2 separate regions of the Homo sapiens genome follow, and region 2 is linked to region 1. Evidence: chromatin contacts called from ENCODE Hi-C or POLR2A ChIA-PET data. All regions are on one chromosome and are shown on one strand. Each heading gives the region's core, a stretch centred on a gene start or an enhancer-like site at or near the end of the contact. The rest is flanking DNA. Distances are from core to core; before and after follow the strand shown. Region 1 overlaps REV3L (REV3 like, DNA directed polymerase zeta catalytic subunit). Region 2 has its middle 11 kb from the start of CCN6.

Evidence for each region. A loop is a pair of places that touch in the nucleus more often than their neighbours do. ChIA-PET counts read pairs that join two places held with the same protein, here RNA polymerase II (POLR2A). Pooled maps may share reads with other maps.
Region 2: a loop to region 1 is called in a map with no recorded cell type, with 8 times the contacts of the local background. The contact joins two enhancer-like sites. A Hi-C loop is called at or near these places in 1 of 37 single-sample maps with no recorded cell type and 7 of 50 pooled maps. POLR2A ChIA-PET finds 5 or more read pairs at or near these places in 1 of 52 experiments (T-cell).

What each region holds. Positions count from the first base shown.
Region 1 is chr6:111,404,625-111,408,053 of GRCh38, reverse strand. It overlaps REV3L (REV3 like, DNA directed polymerase zeta catalytic subunit), which reads left to right. Exons shown (of 32, transcript NM_001372078.1): 4 at 2,424-2,584. Among named protein-coding and RNA genes, the nearest start is that of REV3L, 77 kb to the left of the region's middle. Within about 2 kb of position 1,778, at least 3 of the 41 ENCODE cell types and tissues checked have a DNase peak (open chromatin) inside an H3K27ac peak, as active enhancers do.
Region 2 is chr6:112,041,553-112,044,981 of GRCh38, reverse strand. No RefSeq gene overlaps it. Among named protein-coding and RNA genes, the nearest start is that of CCN6, 11 kb to the left of the region's middle. RefSeq lists a silencer at 1,118-1,217. Within about 2 kb of position 1,786, at least 40 of the 41 ENCODE cell types and tissues checked have a DNase peak (open chromatin) inside an H3K27ac peak, as active enhancers do.

The DNA of each region.
Region 1 (3,429 bases), core at 529-3,028:
TATACGCACACATTCATACTCATAGAAACACCTTTCTCATTTAGCCATTCTCCTTGAAAGATTTATCTATACTTTGTGTATCCAACTTCTTACCTCCCATTCATTGTTTGTTTGTTTTGAATTGGAATCTTGCCCTGTTGCTCAGGCTGGAGGTCAATGGCACGATCTCAGCTCACTGTAACCTCATCCTCCGGGGTTCATGCAATTCTCCTGCCTCAGCCTCCTGAGTAGTTAGGATTACAGGCACCACCACCACGTCTGACTAATTTTTTTGTATTTTTAGTAAGGACAGGGTTTCTCCATGTTGGCCAGGCTGGTCTAGAACCCCTGACCTCAAGTGATCCACCTGCCTCAGCCTCCCAAAGTGCTGGGATTACAAGCACAAGCCACTGTGCTCGGCTTTCCCATTCACTCTTTAACTTACTACAATATGGCTTCTACCCCAACCATTTTACTGAAAATTGCTTTCACTAATGACCTCTGTGTTGCTAAATCCAATTTTAGGTCCTTACTTTTTGACCTCATGGTGATGCTTATGGTGCCTTAAAACAATCCTAAATGTTAGCTTCTGTGATATATACCACCTCTAGTTTTTCTCATTCCAGTGTGATCAATCATATTTCTGCCATTTTGTTGGTTTACATTTTAACATCTATGGTTGTTTCTTAGAATTCTGCCTTAGACTTTCATCTTTACTCTGTATATTTTCTGTTCCCTCTACAGACTTATTTACTCCCATGGGTTTGTTTGGTTTTAACTTTTGTTTTTGTTTATCTTTATGCTTTTGACTTCCAAATGTATATGAATAGCCTCATTTCTCTCTAGAGCTTCTAAACAATATATCAAACCATCTACTGGATAGATGGAATAGCCGAGTGGTTAAGAGTGAGGGCTCACAAGGCAGAGAAATTTTGATTTGAATTTTAGCCCCTTTGTTTTTTTAAGACACAGGATCTTGCTCTGTTGCCCAGGATGGCATGCAGTGGCGCCATCATACCTCACTGTAACCTGGAACTCCTGGGCTCAGGTGGTCCTCCCACCTCAGAGCTCTTCTATCTTTTGTGTGATTTTTAAATCTAAGATAATTTCTTTATTTATAAAATGGAGATGATCGTACCACAGACTTGTAATAAACATTACTTGTAATAAAGTACGTTAGCACAGTATCCAATATATAGTGCTCAGAAATGTTAGTTACCTCTGCTGTGTTAATAAAATGATTATTATTTTCTTTATGATTCATTTCCAATATTATTATTGGATCCCCACTATACCTAAATGCCCTTGTGTCTAAATTGAGTTTATCCTTATTCCCCTTCCAAAAAATCCCAAACCAATTTTTCTTACAGTTCTTCCCCTTTCAAATAATTGCACCACCACTAACCAGCTGCTTAAGCAAGAAATCTAGGCATCACCCTCAGCCCCTTTTCTGTCTCACCCTTCACATCTAGTTAGTCATCAAGGCCTGATCATTTCACCCCTTATATGTCTCCTGAATCAGTACATTTCTATGATCCTTGTTATAGCCACCATCCTTAGTTTTTCCACAACAGCCTATTTACTCCTTACCTGTAGTCTTCTGTGTTCTATAGCTAGTCTGGTGATGTCACTTTTCTGCTATTCACCTCTCAGACAAATTTCACTACCTCTTCAAATGTCTTAACAGGCTCTTCATGCTCTTACTTCTCATTACTTCTCTATCCCTGCCTCTGACACTAGGTCACAGTCTTACTCAGTGGTTTCAGTTCCTGAATAAGCCGTGTTTTCTCGTGACCCTTTACATGTGCAGTTTTATTTACGTGAATACTCTTCCCTCTCTTCAGAGAAAAAAGTGCCTCTAGTTCATCATTTAGTCTCTTGCTTAGAGAGTTTCTCTAAGGTTTTGCAGAAACCACCTCTGTACCTCTATCTGTTTAGTATCTTTTCTAGATGTTTAATGTATTTCCCCACATAGTACTTAACTATGCTGTATATAATTGTCTGTTGTTTGTATTCGTCATCATGAAGGGAAAAAAAATACTCAGGAAAGAAAAATATCAAAATGGCAATACCTCTGAGTGGTGGGATTATAAGTAATGATTTCTTTTCCTTTTTTGAATATTAATCTTTTCAAAATTATTTGTTATTTTTAAAAGAAAAATTTTATTTTAAAAACCTTTTAATTTTTAAATATAGTTAGTATCAAATTGGTTTAAGACAAAATATTCTTCATCCATGCAGTTTTTTGTTATTCAGAACATGTTGCTTACTTGAAAACTTGATTGAAACTTTTAATTTCTAACAAAATACAAATTTCCGGTAAAATTGAGATGGAAATTTTGTGTGCTAATAAGTGCTTTGTTCTGTATATTTCTATAATCATTGTTTCATTTAACATTTTAGGGAACATAATTTTATGATAAAACTTTTTTTTTCTAATTTAGGATATGTGAACTTTTGCAAAGCGGAGCCATAATGAATAAATTTTACCAGCCTCATGAAGCGCATATTCCCTACCTCCTACAGCTCTTCATTGACTACAATCTTTATGGCATGAATTTAATAAATCTGGCTGCTGTCAAGTTCCGAAAAGCAAGAAGGAAAAGTAAGGTTAATTTTCAGTCAAATTAAATTTTTGTCAAATTAAAGTTTTGAAACAAGTGTTATATAGTCAGTGATTTATAAAATAATATATATTTAGAAAATAAATGTTGAGTGACTAAAGAATGAAAAGAAATACATGCAAAGTGGGATTAGAGATTGTCAGGAAAAGCATCTCAGAAAAAATTTTTTTTGGTAACAGCTTTATTGAGTTATAATTTATATCCGTTTAAAGAGGACAGTTTGATGGTTTTTAGTATACAGGCTACCTAAAAGGTATTGTGGGTTTAGTTCTAGACCACTGCAAAAGTGAACCCTTTACACTGCTTAGCAATTGATATGTATTGTGATTCTTTTTTTTTTTTAACCTCAGACCTTAATGTTACTTTTTATATTTTAGGAATAGTATATGATACACAATTCTAGAAATCCCTGGAGTTGTTAGAGCCTTGTTACTTTAGTCCAGCACTTCCCTGATGGTGTGAATAGCTGTAGGTTAGTGGACGTGTTGGTCTCTCAGCATTCCAGACGGATTCCTAAGTCCCTTGAGCCATCACCTCCACCACTGAACATCCTTGTCCATTTTATCTCAGTGGGCTGTGCAAGCATTGTTATTTTTCTTTGTGTGACATGACCTGAAAAATATTGCAGGCAGAGCTTTCTCTGGGTGAATTTGCTATTTCTTTAAAGTTCTTTATTTATAGAGCCGTTGATATTATGAACAAAACAGAATAACATGGCTATTTGAATAAGTGATTTCCTCTCAAAACAAATTTATTTTTCCTTTTACATTTGTAGCTTTCTGAGGTGAAAAGTAGGAGATCCCAGATTTTTTACTGTTGGAATGGA
Region 2 (3,429 bases), core at 537-3,036, 640 kb before region 1:
GAGGAGGACAGAAAAATTTCCAGTATTTCCAAATGTGGGTGAAGCTAATCTTTCAGAGAAGGAAAAGTATGCATAATGTGGTGTGTCATTCCTGATTTGTAAAATGCTTGCACATGTGAATCATAATTCAATTAGATGGGGACAGTGACAGGCATCCTGGACTTGGAGTCAAAAGACCCTCATTCACCTTCAAGCTCTGCTACTTTTCTGAGCTCACTCACCTTAGACAATTTCCTTCAGGCCTCCCTGCCTCCAAGCTTCCTACCTCCCCCAGTCCAGCCTCAACATTGCCATTTGATCTCTTTTTCTTAAACACAAATTAGATCATGTCACTCTCCCGCTCAAAACCCTTTTTCACTCCCCCTGGAATAGAACCCAGCTCCTGGGAAGCACAGTAGAAGGCCTTCCACGATGAAGCAACCTCACCCCTGCACTATCCTTGCCTCACCTGCCAGCTCAGGTAGCACAGACCTGCTGTACTGCGAGTCCCCCAGCCTCTTGCTTTTGCTTATGCGATTCTACCAGGACAACCCTGCCCACTGCTTTATCTGATAAGCAGTTTGCACAAGCGACTTCTCCCCTGAGAACGCTTCCTAACCAGCACCCACAGCAAAGCTCCTCAAGCAATTAGCGTGCCACCCTGCCCTTGTAAAGCCCATACTGCAATCATCTGTTTATATGCACGGTTGCAAGATTTTGCTTATAAAAATAATGATAATAATAGATGCCCAGTTAACTGCTTTAGCATATATGGGACACACACACACACAAATTCCGTGTTAACCTGAAATTCAAATTTAACTGGGCATATGTTCATATGGCTTGTCCCTACTAGACTGGGTCACTGAAAATAGAGACTGAGACATCTTCATAGCCTTGGTACCCACAACATGACTGACTTACAGCAGGGGCTTGGGAAATACTTACTTTAGAGTTTTTAGCCTTAAAGTTACTAATCTTACAGGAAAATGAATAAACACTCCACTCACTTTTTATTTGCCTTCTTCAGTGAGATCTACATTAAGTGAGATCTAGGTTTTGCAGAAGGCTAAAGGTCACCCTTCTGCAAAATCTAGATTGCAGTTTCCAGACTGTCCGGCTCCAACCTGCCATGAGCCCCTGCGGACGCTAGATGGCGGAATGGGTTAAGGGACTAGCCCTGCTCTGGGGTCCGGGCGCCCCTATATAAAAGCAGGCGCTTCCTCTGCCGCAGAGCCCTGCATTATTGATTGTGACGCTGCCGCAGAGGTGGGAGGAGCCCGCCGCCATCTCGCCAAGTCTGCAGTATCGGGAACATGGCTTTAGGATCCTTTTCTCTCTCTGCAAAAAGTCCCTCGATAGCTGGAAAGAGAGAGCTCTCTGTGGCCCACATGATTGTTTTCATTCATAGGAAGATCAGACCTTCCCATAGTCAGAATCATTTTTATTTCACATTGTCATTCTGAATAGCGGCACCAAAGAATAGCAGCTGTACTTTCTGAAAGCCACTGATTTGAATCGGCACCTATCGTAAAATATTACCGCGTCACTGAAAGGCAAAATAGTCGGGGGCGGTGGGGGAAATTCATCATCTCTTTAGGTTTCTCAGTTACAAAACATTCTTATAAAAATAGATGAAAGTACTACGGACGTAAAATAGTTTCATGATATTTAAAACCACGGCCGTATTTTCAACCAGCATTCATTGGAACCGGAATCTGTATCTTGGAACTGAAAAGCGCTGATCTGAAACTAAACCGTGGGTGGGGCCCTGACGCCGTCCCCTCCGTGGCACCCTTCCCTCCGGGCCAGCAGAGGGCGCTCAACGGGCAGTCAAAGGGGCTCTCGCAGGAGTCCTGCCTATACAAACATTTTATTTTAGCAGGGAACTGAGTTGTCTATTTACTCACCAGTGTTTTTATTTAGCCAATGCCTTTCTTTGAATATAGATGTGCTGATTAGAGTGCTGTATTGTTCCCTCTCTTTATGAGCCACACATATAATGCATCCTCCATGTTGTCTCATTTGAGTTTCCTTTGTGAAATGAGAATTTAGAGACAGTGTAAAACATCTTGACTAAAGAATCTTAGATTCTGTACTCATAACCATCAAATATAATTCAACAACACATTTAAAGCAGCTTTTCCTGTTGAATCTTTCCCAAGCATTTTGCTTTTTCTTTCCATTGGAAATATCTTTCTTCATGTATCTGTGTATCATCAGTTTTAGTAATATTTGCTCAAATTAATATTTGCTCAAATTGTGTCGTTATCGGGATACAATTAAGTGGAATGAACAGATTAGGAAAGAGGCAAACAACACACTGGGCCTACTAAAGAGGAGCCTCCTCTCCTACCAGCTGTGAGCTCTCAGTGAGCTCAGGGTGTGTTCGTATGTTCCACGAAAGAAACTAAGAGTTAATTAATCTGTCCTGGTACGCGGAGGTCAATCAAGACAGTTTCCACCTGAATTCAGAAAGGTTACATCATTGTTTAAAAGAAATACACACACACACACACACACACACACACACACACACACACCACTTTTCCAAATCCACATGTAATGTAATTGAATCAACTGCTAAATCAAATGCTGTCTTAAGACTTGACAGAACAAAACTGAGCTCACGCTTACACACACTAGGACTGTTAATTGATGAGGCTCATCCACAAAAGACTCTCCAAAGTGAATCTCGTGTCACAGTTTCAGAGTGTGGAAAGCAACTCTTCAGTCCTGGATGATGGCTTTCAGAATGCCATCTGTGTCCTGTGCATGCCAGGCACACAGACACTGCCCTTACCTGCCCCTCAGGTTTTATGTCCAAAGTTAGTATGTCCACCTTCAGTAAGCAAGAATATCAGTTCTTAAACTCAGGTTCACAATAAATATATTTTTAGAATCCCTTAAATCAAGTCGCATGTAACTCCAAGTCCCCCTTTTATTGAGCTGTTGGACAGCTGAATCATAATCATTATTGGGCACCTCCTCCATCCTGGTTTGGGTCAGGGTTCCAGGTCCCTGCAGCCCACAGGCAATGGTTCCTTCAGGTTTGACAATCCTGCTATTTCAGTACCAGCCTTGGGTCATGAGAACATTGGTGCACTGGAAGATGCTGCATCTAGGGACCAATCTCCCTGGCTGGAGTCGCTGCTAGGGATATCTTGGCACCTCCCCAGCCCAGCACACTGCCAAGGAGAGGTGAGCAGCTCCCATTCTCACAGGACCTCTGACCAGTCTTGGGGGAGGAGAATCTCTTCCAGCCACCTAGCTGCTCCAAAAATGTGCCACTTCCTCCTCCCACTCTAGGAATTTACTGTAAACGGTAGTATCAGCTGTAAACCCTTTCAAACAAGATGGTGCCACCATCCCCACCCCCATTCCCAATAAAACTAAGGAGCTGCAGAAACTAAATGTGTGGATTGGCACTGCATGGGAAAAAGTTCTGTT